Linked DNA regions of Homo sapiens: all the other regions are linked to region 1. Evidence: chromatin contacts called from ENCODE Hi-C or POLR2A ChIA-PET data. All regions are on one chromosome and are shown on one strand. The core of a region is the stretch at or near the end of the contact, and the rest is flanking DNA. Distances in the headings are between cores, read along the strand shown. Region 1 holds the start of MAGI3 (membrane associated guanylate kinase, WW and PDZ domain containing 3). Region 2 holds the start of CTTNBP2NL (CTTNBP2 N-terminal like). Region 3 has its middle 160 kb from the start of TRIM33. Region 4 holds the start of DCLRE1B (DNA cross-link repair 1B).

Region 1 (3,283 bases), core at 573-3,072:
TCCCTTGCCCTCTGGCGTCTGGTTGGACTTGGCCATTGACAAGCACCAGCAGGAGACTGGAGGAGGGTGGTGAGTTAGATATAAATCCCCCAGGTCCTTTGCTGGGTGTTTACTTAGGCTGACTGCATCCGTTGACTGAAGGTCACAGACTCCTGTCAGGTGGCCCTGTGTGTCTGGATTTTTCGGTAACTGTTCTTTCCCGATTGGACAGATCTAGGAGCTGTAGCCTCAGGGTTCCAGCTTCTCTTGTGGTTTCCCACACCCTGCCCACATCTTTGCAAAATGCCATTTGTTTCCTGCCAGGACCCTGACTGATACAATGGTGTCAACGAAATCACTGCAGCTATTGAAGCTTGGTCCAGTCTATCTGAGGTGTGGAGTTTTATAAGGGCTTTCACCTACTATTAAAGGGAGACAGGAGACTACACAAATAAATGTCATGCTGCAAAAGTGAAACAAAGATCATAGCTCAGAGAAAACACTTTCCACTTGAGGGCAAGAAATCAGAGAAAGCTACCTGGAAGAGCCGGCATTTGGGATGAGGACGGATAGGAGTTTTAAAAGAGATGAGATGAAGGGCATTCCAAAGACAGGGAAGAGTGTAAGTCAAGCCGGGGAAGAGAGAAAGCTCAAGTGAAATTTCTGAAAAATTAGAGCTGGAAGGGATCTACGATATCTTTTATTTAATGTTCGTTCTCCCTTCACCTCCTTTAACTGAGATTTGGCCAAGGTCAAACAGCAAGTAAGTAGCATGTCAGGACTCCAACCAGATCTGCTGGCTACCAGGTTAGTTCTTAATAATCCACCTTCTACCTCCACCCCACTCCCTCACCTCAGGCAGTCTGCTTACTTCTCAGTCTCTCCCACTAGACTGTAACCTCCTCAATAGCGGGGCTTCTGTTTTCTTCACCCTTGAATCCCAGTACCTAGCACAATATCTAACACAAAATCGTCATCGTCATCAGCAGCAGCAGCAGCAGCTACCAAACTTTAAGAGGCAACCACCCACTGTCAGGCACTATGCAGTTATTTTGTACATCTTCTGTAATCTTCACTTTTCACTGAGGACGCTGCGGCTCAGAGAGGTTGTCTAATTTGTCTTAGGTCATACAGCAGTGCCGGACTCTATTTTATAATATCTTTCATCAACCGGACTCCGAAGCCCTGCCTCAATGGGCGTTCAGTAACATCTGTTGAATGAACGAATGAACAAGCAATATCCACTCAATGCAAACTATCGGCTGTAACAGGCCACCCTAAAGGCCCCGGAACCTCGGCCGGCTCAGGACTCCGCACGTTGTCTTCCAATCTAAGCACACCGGCCCCTCTCTGCGCCCCGCACAGGCTCAGAGGCTCCGCCCGCGTCTCCGCCTAACTCGCCGGCCACGCCCCCACTTCGGGGAGCTCGGTCCCTCTCGGATTCGAGTTTTCCTCGGCTCCAGCCGCCGCGCAGAGGGCCTCTCCCGGCCCTGCGACCTACAGCCCCTTCCACTCCCCTGCCCCTCCTCTGCGCCCTCCCTCACTCTCCAAACTTCTTTTTTCCACCCTCTCTAAACTTCAGTCATTCTAGTGCCCGCCTCCTCCACTCGCACCGACCAACCAGTGGTCCCCATTCTCGTTGGCGGTCCGCCTCCTGCCCGCCGGGGGCCAATCCCTGGCGCGAGAGTCCAGGGCCGGGGCTCGTTCCCAAGCGCCCAGCCTGTGACGGCAGCGCGCCGGGCGCCGCGCGGCGGGAGGGGGCGGGGCTCTGGATGAGGGATGGGCGAGGGCCGGGGGAAGGGAAAAGGGAGGAGGAGGAGGTTGCGGCTGGTTTGAAAGCGGCAGTTTCCTGGCAGCTTGGGCAGGCGTTGGTCTCCGCGCTACAGCTCCGCAGCGGCCACGATCGATCCCGCGACGGGTCTACGCGCGCTTCTGCGCGCCCCCCACGGATTTTTCCCGTTCCCGGCTCTTCCCCCTTCACCTCCCCGCCCCCCCGCCTCAGCCTTTCCCGCCGCTCGGGCGCTGAGCCCAGGGACCAGCCGGCGGCAGTGACCCCGCCCGAAGCCCCTTCTGGAACCTCCTGGGGACAATTCCCTTTTCCTTTCTTCAGCCTAACCCGCGGTGGCCCTCGCGGAGTCCGGTCAGCCCCGGGGAGCGCAGCCGGGAGGGGCGTCCAAGGGGCGTCTCGCGTCTGGGAACGGCCGGGCCCCCAGCGGGCTGTGGTCGCGGGGTGGGGGCCGGAGCGGCGAGGCCCCCCTTACCGGGCTGCGCGGGCCGCCCAGGGCCCCCGGGCTGAGACGGGGCCGGAGCGGCGCCCCGGCCGCCCGCGCGGGGTCTCCCCCATGGTGCAGCGGGGTTCGGGATGTCGAAGACGCTGAAGAAGAAGAAGCACTGGCTCAGCAAGGTGCAGGAGTGCGCCGTGTCCTGGGCCGGGCCCCCGGGCGACTTCGGCGCGGAGATCCGCGGTGGCGCGGAGCGTGGCGAGTTCCCCTACCTGGGGCGGCTCCGCGAGGAGCCCGGCGGGGGCACCTGCTGCGTCGTCTCGGGCAAGGCGCCCAGCCCAGGCGATGTGCTGCTGGAGGTAAACGGGACGCCTGTCAGCGGGCTCACCAACCGGGACACCCTGGCTGTCATCCGCCACTTCCGCGAGCCCATCCGTCTCAAGACTGTGAAACCAGGTACGCCGGCCCTGCGTATCTGTCTCGGGGTGTTGGGGAGAGGGGCTTCAGGGTGGGCGTCCTGGGAGCGGCGGCACCTCCCCACCGCGTATTGTCCCGGGTAATCTTAGACCTCTAGGGTGTGCCAGACTCCTTGACGAGGGGGAGGGGTGGCGTTGGTGAGTCCCATTTTGCCGAAGGGAAAACTGAGCTCTGGCTTGGCGCGGTTGCTCTGCTAGCTGTGCTAGCTGTCACAGAATTGCGACTAGAAGCTGGGTTTCCTACATTTGTAGCTCCATCTCCCCCCGCAGACAAGAGTTTTTGACTAGAGAAGGCCAGCCTTTTCCTGTGTTGTGCAAAAAGGCCCTTAGGATTGTAACATTTTCTTTGGAACGATCTTACGCATCTTCTAACAGGGAAAAAGGGACTTTACTATAGAGGCACTTGGTGCCAAGGTTACCACCTGGTGTACCTGGAAGGGCTTAGCTGCTTCAGTGTTTCTTGCACTCTAGCAGACATCTCAGAGCTGACAGCCTAACTCTGTCAGTCCAGGTGGTTCAGGTGTCTGAGTACCGATGACGGTACAATATGTGATATGTGGCAGACTGGTGTGTTCTTGCAGGGAGCTGTTGAATAGAGTCTGGGTT
Region 2 (3,283 bases), core at 579-3,078, 990 kb before region 1:
TGGGATTTTTCAAGTTCCTTTGCCTGCTCCAGCACCTAACACTCTGTATTTGTAATCATTTCAGACATTTTGTTTCAAGTCAATATTTATTGAGTACCTACTCTGTGCCTGGCCCCTCATTTTAGCTTTCAGATTGTCAGTTTTCAGAACACAAGGCATAATGCCTTTCTGAAGTTCAGTATACCCTGCATCATTACTCCAGATTCACTTACACTGCTATCGAGCACCTTCACTCATAGTCTTGCTATCCTTCATATACAGAGATGACCCTCCCAAGCCTAAAATCAACAGGGGGAGGCATAGAGCTGTCCTTCTGGCTCTAATGTTTGCTTTACCATCATCCACGCCCATTCTTAGTCCAGCATGTGAGAGCCAGTGTGAAGTGAGCAGAATATGGCATAAGTATGGAGTCATACATCCTTACTGGAAATTCTTTACCATTTACTAGCTCTATGACTTTATTTGACTTCTCTGAATCTCTATCTTCTCATCTGTAAATTGGACACAATGATGTCTATCCTACACTGTAGGATAGATTTCTCATACAGCACTGAAAATGACATCAAATACCATTAAATGAAAGTACATGGCACAGTGATAACATGATAAATACTTGTTTACTTCTTTCAGACTATAATCGCACAAACTGATCACATCCCTCAGTCAGACTGTAAACTGCATGAGGCAGGCTGCATCTGCCTTGGGGACTGTCTGCCTAGGCAAGCACTAGGTCCCTAATGCTGTCTTGCGAATTATAATTGCTAAGTTTAGGGATAATGTATTAAGTGTACTACATTATTTATGCATTATGAATATTCGTCTCAAATATTTATTATATTGTATTTTAAATAATGTGGTTATTGTAAATGTAACCAGCTGCATCAATCTGTGAGCTGACAGCCATTCTGTGGAAAAGGAATTCAGAAACTTTGACCTTAGGTAGGGATACAACTAGTTATACATCCACTCCCCTCTCTGAGTTATTTGGTCCTGCCTAAGACTTGCTGCCACCAAGATCTGCATTCCTGTGTTCACAAGGCAGACATTCCTTGCATCCTCTGTACTCTCCATTGTTTCAACTTCACTGCAAACACCATTCCCCACAATATAATGAGGCCAAGGAAAGAAAAAAGTCGCCTCAGCTGGCAAGCATAGGGTGGAAAAACCTGCCACACAAATTTGCAATTATTTGACTTCCGCCTGGAAGGCAGGTCGGCTGGGTTTATGTCCCCCAAAGTTAGTATCCTCTTCTGTACAAAATGTGGTTGAGAGAAGGGTGATCTCCAGGTGTTTCATCTTTGCACCCTTGCTTCCAGCACCACGCCCACAGGCGCTTCCAGAAAAAAGAAAAAAAAAAAGGGAGCAAGGAAGCCAGGTTTTTCAACAACGAATTCATTCTAATGCAGACACCAAAGCCCACTTCATTTATTAACATTCTGGATAAAATCCCAATCGATTAGGCCACCAGAGCCCTCCATTCCTAAACTCCGCGTACAGTCAGGTAAAAGCACGAAGCACTAGTCACGGTCCTGCCCAGACTTTTCACGCAGAGGTGGAAAGTTGCAGACCCCGAGCCGGGAGGGGCGCGAGCCCACCCTGAAGCCCAGGACCCAGGAGGGCGCTTCCTCCCGGAAGTGACGCGAGCTCAATCCCGGCCTTGCTCTTCCCAAACAAAAGGGATCTTGGGGCCCCGGGAGGAGCCTGAATGACTTTGGAGAAGCCCCGCCTCCAGCCGGCGCGGATTGGGGCCGAGGCTGGAGAAGCAAGGAGGCGATTGGCGCTGGTGAATGCCAATGCCCCCGCCGGGCGGCTGAGGGGGCGGAGCCTCAGCCGCTGTGGATGGGGAGTGGAGGCGGAGGGGAGCGGAGCCCGGAGCGTCGTGGAAAGGTAGGAGCAACTATCCCTGGGGCTTGGTGATGGCTGGGAGGCCGGGTTCTCAAGAGCAAAGCAAGGATAGGGGCACCGGTAGCCTCCCGCCGCCGTCTCAACGGCCTCTGGGCCCATCCCCTGAGGGGGCGGGGCCGTCTCCTCCACCTCCCGGTATTCCCCGAGGAGGCGGCTCCTCATCCTCCGAGGGTCCTCACAGCTACTTTTTGTCCCTCGTCGATTCCCAGCTCCTCAGAAGGGGCTTCCCTCTGACACCCCTCATTCAAAGGCACCTCCCACCCCGCACCTCAGCCTTGGCGGAGAGGACTCACAGGTACCGATTCTCTAGGCTGCCGCCCCCAACCCCATTTCGTACCCCCGGAAGGCCAAACATCCCTCCCTACACCTGTCCCTGCTCGCCAGGGTGGGACTGGAGCTGCTTTCCTCCGTAAGATAAAATTGGTGTTTCCCAAAAAGGAGGGATGGGGCGAAGCAAAAATCAAAGACCGACCTAGACAGCCAGCTTTACGGAGGAAGCGGCTTCTCCCACTTAAGTTCTTCCCATCCCCCATTCTCTGATGCTCAGTCTTCCTCCCGCAGCCCCTCGCATCCTCTGGCCTCTTGTGAGGAGTCGAGAGCTCTCCTGTTTTGGGACTGTTTTGGACTGTGAAAGAGGGAGAACTAGGACCTCCTCTCCTTCACCCTTTGTACCTTCCTTCTACTTTCTGTTCCTTCTGGGAGCACCCAGCCTCTAAGGGTTTCTTAGGTTTGAATTGCGTTTCATTTTTCCTTTTCCACCCTATTTCCTCCCTGAGAACTTGATGAAAAGCCATCTTATATTTCACAGTGAGGTGGGTGTGTTGGATATCTGCAGAGCTGGCTTTGTGTGGGCAGGAATGCAGTATATGTTGCTTGACAGTCAATGAATAACACCATGTTTTCAAATGAAACAGTATACATAAGTAAATAAGTAGCAGTGGATTAGGAATGAGTATATCCCAGTCTAGGGTGGGCTGGTCCATTGCTCAGGGAGACTGCAGTTAACCTTGAAGGTATACTGCAGGTTGAAACAAAAGACAGGAAGTGTTTGAAGAAAATTCAGGGTCAGTCATCTAGGTTTATGATTAATCTAGTCCTATGTCCTTTGGTAACTCTCTAACCCCTTTTTTATAGTGTCCTCCCCGCCCCCAGGAAACATTCATGTATATTTTGATTGGTTTTACGATCATCTATCAAAATTTAGAGGATGAAAAGTAAGAACAATTTTTAAATCTCAGAGATAAGAGTAAATAAAGGCAAGGTATTCTAGCTATTCATGTTTACCAAAAAGTGCCTCTTCTAGTGTGCTCCTAAAGGTTTTGTCAAGTGGTCTTCATTTCAGCAGGTGCAAAGTGTTGATTTTGACCTCATGTTAATG
Region 3 (3,283 bases), core at 198-2,697, 960 kb after region 1:
CAGGCAGGGAGTTGTGAGCCAAGCCCACCTGCCCCTTGGGCCAGAGCCTGCAGTTGCTGATGGGACCCGCCAGAGCTCTCTGGTCTCTGACCCAGCACCCAGCAATGTCCCACAACTGGCGGCCCCATTAGTCTGGGCCTCCAAGCAAGCACAGCACAGAGCAGAGTGAGGCACATGGAATGTTTATAGGAAATAAACCACGACTGGTTTAACATGAGCCACTGGAATATGGGGGCTATTTATTAAGGCAGCATAACCTACCTATTTCAACTGACATCGAGAGCTGTGTAGTTTTGCACAAGTCTTTAACCTCTCTGATTACCAGTTTTCTCATGTAGAAAACAGAGAAAACAGTACTTAACTTGCTTGTTGTGAGAATTTATTAAATTTAGGCTGGGCGTGGTGGCTCACACCGTAATCCCAGCACTTTGGGAGGCCAAGGGGGGTGGATCACTTGAGGTCAGGAGTTAGAGACCAGCCTGGGCAACATGGCGAAACCCCATCTCTACAAAAAATACAAAAAAAAAAAAAATAGCCATGGGGCATGGGGGCACGTGCTTATAATCTCAGTTACTCAGGAGGCTGAGGCAAGAAAATCGCTTGAACCCAGGAGGTGGAGGCTGAGTGAGCCGAGATCGCGCCACTGCACTCCAGCCTGGGCAACAGAGTGAGACTCCGACTCAAAAACAAAAACAAAAACAAAAACAAAAAAGAGAGAGAGATAATTTATTGAATTTAAAGTGCCCAGTGTCTAGTAGACCGTAAATAAGAGCTTTTTAAATTAATAGTACAGCTTAGTATGAATTTTAATCCGGCTTAATTCAGAAATCAGCTGTCTTGTTTTCTTTTCTTTAATGTCTTAGGATTCCGCCTACTCTAAGGCAGGAAGGCACACGTGTATGCCCCTCACCTCCAGGGTGTTTAAAGACCCAGCTCTCCCCTGCCTGTAGTAATGGGGAACACATTTTTGGATGCCATAGAGTTGCGCTCGGGTTTTCTGGGCCATCAAGACCTATTGTGAAAGCAATAGGAGACCAGCGTTCTTGGTGGGAGGTTCTGGGGAAAGGACAGGGAGAGGGAATGGAGACAGATGTTGAGCTACTGGATGAGGCCTGTACAGGATGAGCCTGGGCCTCAGAGCAAGCACAACACAAAGCAGAGTGATGGACTGAGACGCTTGTGGGGAGTAAACCAGGGCTGGCGTACTGTGATTCTGACCCCTGGAAAGTTGCCTGCGAAGGGCACCGCATTGCCAGAAGAGCCAAGTGAGCCGATCAAGGGAAAGGCCTCTGCCAGGAGCCTTCCCCCGAGAGACCGCTTTTCCTCCCACCGCAGGGTCGGCTTGCATGACAGGCCTGCGCTCCGCTGGCTCCAGCGCCTCCGAAGTCACCTGCCCTGCAGTGGGGGCGCGCACCCAGACCCTCCCCTGGGATCCCATCCTCCCCTCCATCCCCCTTCCCTCCTGGCCCAGGGCCCCCGGGAGTGACGGCGAGAGGGGGAAAAGCTCTGGGAAAGGAGGGCCGGGCCAGCCCAGGGGAACACAGGGCCGTCTTCACCCTCCACGCCCTTCCTTCCTTCTCCACCTCCTTCTTCCAGATTCCTCTCCAGGCACTGATAGAATAGACCGAAAGAACGACGGGTTTGACTTGTTTAGCAAATGCTTTTGATACCCCTGAAACACAGAGAAACGTGTGCCTTGGCAGTAAGGGATTATTGCACGTTTTAACTTAGCAGGACTGAATCAGGCAGAAAGAAACCTAATCACCGGTCTCCAAAATCGGCCCAAACCTCTGGCGGCCGCGTCACTCGGCTCCACCAGTCTGTGCCGCCTGCAAGCGCCCCTAGCGGCCTCGCAGCCATCGCGCCTCAGCAGCGCCGTGGCGTCCTGTTCGGCAGTGTCCATTAGAGGGCGCCAGCGCGCCTCAGAAGAGGGACCGTGACGCTAGCCCTCGCGGGTGCAGCCCGGAATTGCAAGAAGGCTGCGGAAGGCTGTGCCAGCAACTTGCACGACAGCACCTTGCTTCTAGAGCATGAGTTTACCTGAACATGCAGCTCAGGGATTGTTTTCAGATTGAAACCATCGCACATTCCCTGTGGCAGGCAGCCCCTCTCCGAGGATAACAATCATGACGGTAATCATGGTCATGATCGTCTTTGCAATGGCCCCTTGCCCTGAGGGTCTTCTGGCCCAGGACCCTCCGGTCCTGGCTGCTCAGGACAGGTGATTACCTTTTGAGGGCCTGAGCTAGTATTCTCCCTCAGGTATTTGCAAAACTTTAATTCCAGTGTCTTGTAATTGTCTAGCTTTTGAAGATTCTCAGAACCATCTCATTAAGATCTCACAGAAATTGAGCTCTCCAACTCCAATCCCACAGCTTTTTGCCTCCCGAAATTTGCTGTGTGTGTGTGTGTGTGTGTGTGTGTGTGTGTGTGTGTGTCAGAGAGAGAGAGAGCACGCACCTCCCAAGTTCTTTGCTTACTGGCTCGCTGATACCTCGCAGACCAATATTCACACTGCCTTTCTTTGACACTTTCCTTACTAAACTGTACCAGCCACACAACATTTACACGCGGATGGGTATGGACAGCACCAGATCTCTTCCGGACAGCACCAGATCCCTTCCCCACAGCACCAGATCCCTTCCCCACAGCACCAGATCCCTTCCCCACAGCACTGGGGTCCCAGCAGATGTAGGACTAGGCTTGATGGCAAGCACTTCAGACCAGCGTCTGGAGATGTATGTTCTGGGCCTGGGCCTGCCACCACCTATGAAACCCTAGGCAGGGCACTAGCCCTGGGTGCCTCCCCTGAGGAGGCGACTGACCATATCTCTGAGGTTTCGTGAAGCTCTAATGCTTCTGGACTGTGATTGTACAGAAAGCAGAAGGGCCATTGCCAAGAAGAAGGCATCATGTGCTGTGTTGGGTGTGAGCATTGCCGTGGACGGGCAACCCCTGGGCACTGAGCTTCCACCCAAACCAGCCCTGAGCTCCATCCCACTCCTCTCCCCATCATGACCTGCAGACCCCATCTCAGGAGCTGCATTCTCCAAGCCCCAAACTGAGAGGTGTGGTCTGATGATTTCTTAAGGGAATGTCATCTTTGAATGACCTGCCTTAGGAACCCCAAAGCAGCGTCTGCAGGCAGCCACTCAGCCTCAGGCCCTGAATACGTTCCCGATTCTGCCCTGCTCTGCCAGTTCTATTAATATTACATTAGCCTCCTCTCTCCACAGGGCCTCATACCGTGGGGGAGCTCCCAGCTTCCTTTGTTTGACTTCTC
Region 4 (3,283 bases), core at 317-2,816, 510 kb after region 1:
AGCTTGTTCCTTGGGTGCTGTGATAAGTTTGGACTTTATTGTTTCTCAGACTGGTCTCCTACTGGAACCAACTGAAATGTTTATTAAAAATACAGATTCCTGGGTTCCCTCCCACCCTACTGAAATCAGAATCAGTCCCTGGACTGGATGACAAAAAGCACCCCAAGGGATTTTTATGCATAGTAAAGTTTGTGAACCATAGCTGTAGGCAAGAGTTATGTGTTCAGGTATGTATAATGGAAAAATTCTGTCTCAAATGAGGCAAAGTGGCCTACTAGTAAGCTGCTGCAATTGCTTTATTGATGAAGGCCTGGACCAGAACAACAATGCTAATAAACAAGAGAGGATGGATATTTAGAATTATGAATTCAAACCATCTGACATAAGAAGTGAGAGATCAGGTGTCCTCAAGGTTGGCTCCCACGCATAGTCGGCTGCTGGTGGCATTCATCAACACAAATGTAAGCTGAACAGGTTTGAGGAAGACGGAAGAATGTCCGGGCTATTTCGGACATACTTTTGATAAACCACGCACGTGGAAATGCCAAGCAGGCAGTGGGATACGTGGGTCTGAAGCTAAAAAAGGAAGTCTGTACTAGCTATATTATAGATCCAAGAGTCACCAGTAATTGCTCAAGCCCGTGATATGGAGGAAACTACCCAGCTGAGTAAAAGATGCTGCAGAGGGGAGACTGACATGGTACTCCAAAGCAGCAGGACGAAGACCGAACCATATAACTGCCACGTGTGAAAGCTAATTCACCCTTTCAGAGAGACTGGGGCTAGTGAGCCCTGATGGGGATTGCAAAGGGAGCAGTTAGCACGCGAAGGGAGGTAGGTGATACCTAATCACTCGCTGGATGACATTCCGGTAGCGCAGCCTATCAGCTTGAATGTGAGGATTGCACAGAGCCTTCTTCAGCTCCTTCACCACGTCCTCGGAGCCAAGGTACGGCATCTTCCTAAGAGTCACAGGGCAGCTCCCACAGCTCCCACGGTAACTCGAGGGCTCCTTCTCGTCCTGATGTGGGAGCCTGAGTAAAGGAAATATGAGTCAGTGAAAATACAAAAGGCGAGATCTCGCCTCAGGCTCGGCTTCCGTAGGGCCGGCACGCTGGCCCTGACACACTTCCACGCCCTCCGCGACACCGCGAGCCCCACCCTAGGCTCTTCAGGCCCTACCGTCGGCCGGCAGGCCGTTCGCCCCGCCCACAGATCGCTCCCGCTACTTCTAGGTCCTCCGCCGGATTTCCAGCGCCGCGTCCGACTGACCGCAGACCCCTCCCTCTCCAGTTCCAGCCTTAATTCCCCCTCCACGCCGTTCTCATCGCGGATAGGCCCAATCTTGCTTTCTGCGGAAGTCCCGCCCCCTTGTCAAGAGACCAAACAGAAGACCGCTGCCGGTCTCCCCGCGAGCGAGCGCTAAGCGTAGTCCCGACTCCGACCTTAGGATGCCCTTCCCCCAACCTCTCACTCTCCAGGCGCAGCTGCGCGGCTCCCTCTGGTGGAGCTGCGGCGGGCAATCGGAAATCGGCTACTTTGGCCTGTCTCCTCCCTGCAGCGCGCGCTTTGAGTGCCCGGCTCGGCCTCCGCTCCCGCGCGGTTGGGAGTGTCCAGCGCCCTCCGCGATTTGGGCTCCAGCGGGCAGGGTGACTTCCTTTTTCTGCCCACTCTGGTAACTTATTGCTCTGCTGGGCTCTTTCCCTTAGGGTCTCTGGCCCTGTTCTTGCCCCAGCATGACTTTTATCGGGACGCCGTTGTGGAAGCCTCACGCAGGAGCCCTGCCCCCGTGGAGAAGATCCCACTGGTGACTCCAACCCTACCACCATGAATGGGGTCCTGATCCCCCATACGCCCATCGCAGTGGACTTCTGGAGCCTGCGCCGGGCTGGCACCGCACGTCTCTTCTTCTTGTCTCACATGCACTCGGACCACACCGTGGGCCTGTCTAGCACCTGGGCCCGGCCCCTCTACTGCTCCCCAATTACAGCCCACCTCTTGCATCGTCACCTACAGGTATGGGGCTGGAGTCGGTCTCCGAGAGCTGGTCCAGGCATCTGGGTTGGGACTTCAACCTGTCATTCTTGGAGTCATAGAATGGGGGCCACGAAAACTGATTTGGAAGTTGTTTGAACCCAAAAATGCATCTTTAACCCAGAATAGGAACGTGTTTTCGAAGTGACCAACTTGAGATAGTTAGCCATAAGTTGAGGAGATATTTTAATCCAGCCAAGGAAACTATTCCTACCTTTATAAGTAAGCTAGGCCGATGTTTCCCAAACTTGCCTTTTTTTTTTTTTTTTTTTTTTTTTTTTGAGACGGAGTCTCGCTCTGTTGCCCAGGCTGGAGTGCAGTGGCGCAATCTCGGCTCACTGCAGCCTCCGCCTCCCGGGTTCAAGCGATTCTCCTGTCTCGGCCTCCTGAGTAGCTGAGATTACAGGCGCACGCCACCACGCCCAGCTAATTTTTTGTATTTTTTGTGGAGACGGGGTTTCACCATGTTGGCCAGGCTGTTCTCTAACTCCTGACCTTAAGTGATCCGCCCGCCTCAGCCTCCCCAAGTGCTGGGATTACAAGCGTGAGCCACCACGCCCCGCCTAAACTTGCCTCATCTTAAGAATCCACCTAATGTGCTGGGTGGTTCTCCAGCTCTCTCCCCACCCCACCCTTAAGTCTCCAAGAGATTAAGATCAGGAGTAAGTTTGGGAATTGCTGACTAGACTGTTTGCTGAACTCTTTTTTTTTTTTTGAGATGGAGTCTCGCTCTGTCGCCCAGGCTGGAGTGCAGTGGCGCAAACTCGGCTCACTGCAAGCTCCGCCTCCCGGGTTCACGCCATTCTCCTGCCTCAGCCTCCCGAGTAGCTGGGACTACAGGCGCCCGCCACCACGCCTGGCTAATTTTTTTTGTATTTTTTAGTAGAGACGGGGTTTCACCGTGTTAGCCAGGATGGTCTCGATCTCCTGACCTCGTGATCCACCCGCCTCAGCCTCCCAAAGTGCTGGGATTACAGGCGTGAGCCACCACGCCCGGCCAGCTGAACTCTTAAATTGTACAAAGGGTGGGATGGGAAGTGGAAGGAGGAAGGGCAGATTGCTTGGGAATCCCCATTACAGCTTCTGCTCCCGGTGGCTCAGGATTTGGTCAGCTTTCCTGATTCATGTAAGGGATAGTCCCTGACCCGGGGAGGTAACGGAGAGGAGTCAGTGGTCACTGGGATGACTAACTGTTTTCTCAGGTATCTAAGCAATGGATCCAAGCCCTGGAGGTTGGTGAGAGCCATGT

What was found. Hi-C counts contacts between places; a loop is a spot of excess contacts on that map. ChIA-PET counts read pairs that join two places held with the same protein, here RNA polymerase II (POLR2A). Pooled maps may share reads with other maps.
Region 2: a loop to region 1 is called in a map of CD4-positive, alpha-beta T cell, with 9 times the contacts of the local background. The contact joins the promoter of CTTNBP2NL here to the promoter of MAGI3 in region 1. A Hi-C loop is called at or near these places in 4 of 168 maps with a recorded cell type or tissue (B cell, CD4-positive, alpha-beta T cell, CD8-positive, alpha-beta T cell and 1 more) and 15 of 50 pooled maps.
Region 3: a loop to region 1 is called in a map of CD4-positive, alpha-beta memory T cell, with 7 times the contacts of the local background. The contact joins the enhancer-like site here to the promoter of MAGI3 in region 1. A Hi-C loop is called at or near these places in 4 of 168 maps with a recorded cell type or tissue (CD4-positive, alpha-beta T cell, CD4-positive, alpha-beta memory T cell and naive thymus-derived CD4-positive, alpha-beta T cell) and 7 of 50 pooled maps.
Region 4: a map of ascending aorta shows a loop between it and region 1 (5-fold over the local background). The contact joins the promoter of DCLRE1B here to the promoter of MAGI3 in region 1. A Hi-C loop is called at or near these places in 5 of 168 maps with a recorded cell type or tissue (IMR-90, ascending aorta, chondrocyte and 2 more), 2 of 37 single-sample maps with no recorded cell type and 26 of 50 pooled maps. POLR2A ChIA-PET finds 5 or more read pairs at or near these places in 2 of 52 experiments (activated T-cell and activated naive CD4-positive, alpha-beta T cell).

The regions. Positions count from the first base shown.
Region 1 is chr1:113,388,693-113,391,975 of GRCh38, forward strand. It overlaps MAGI3 (membrane associated guanylate kinase, WW and PDZ domain containing 3), which reads left to right and starts at 1,823. Exons shown (of 21, transcript NM_001142782.2): 1 at 1,823-2,657. The coding sequence starts at 2,342. RefSeq lists silencers at 155-399, 1,389-1,438, 1,469-1,828, 2,239-2,368, 2,429-2,588 and enhancers at 2,269-2,768, 2,819-2,868.
Region 2 is chr1:112,394,386-112,397,668 of GRCh38, forward strand. CTTNBP2NL (CTTNBP2 N-terminal like) reads left to right here and starts at 1,829. Exons shown (of 6, transcript NM_018704.3): 1 at 1,829-1,887. RefSeq lists a silencer at 2,027-2,076.
Region 3 is chr1:114,344,809-114,348,091 of GRCh38, forward strand. No RefSeq gene overlaps it. Among named protein-coding and RNA genes, the nearest start is that of TRIM33, 160 kb to the right of the region's middle. RefSeq lists an enhancer at 838-1,338. Within about 2 kb of position 1,448, at least 21 of the 41 ENCODE cell types and tissues checked have a DNase peak (open chromatin) inside an H3K27ac peak, as active enhancers do.
Region 4 is chr1:113,903,760-113,907,042 of GRCh38, forward strand. It overlaps DCLRE1B (DNA cross-link repair 1B), which reads left to right and starts at 1,567. Exons shown (of 4, transcript NM_022836.4): 1 at 1,567-2,016; 2 at 3,237-3,283. The coding sequence starts at 1,828. It overlaps AP4B1 (adaptor related protein complex 4 subunit beta 1), which reads right to left and starts at 1,040. Exons shown (of 10, transcript NM_001253852.3): 1 at 846-1,040. The coding sequence starts at 958. RefSeq lists enhancers at 676-735, 816-1,375, 1,406-1,455.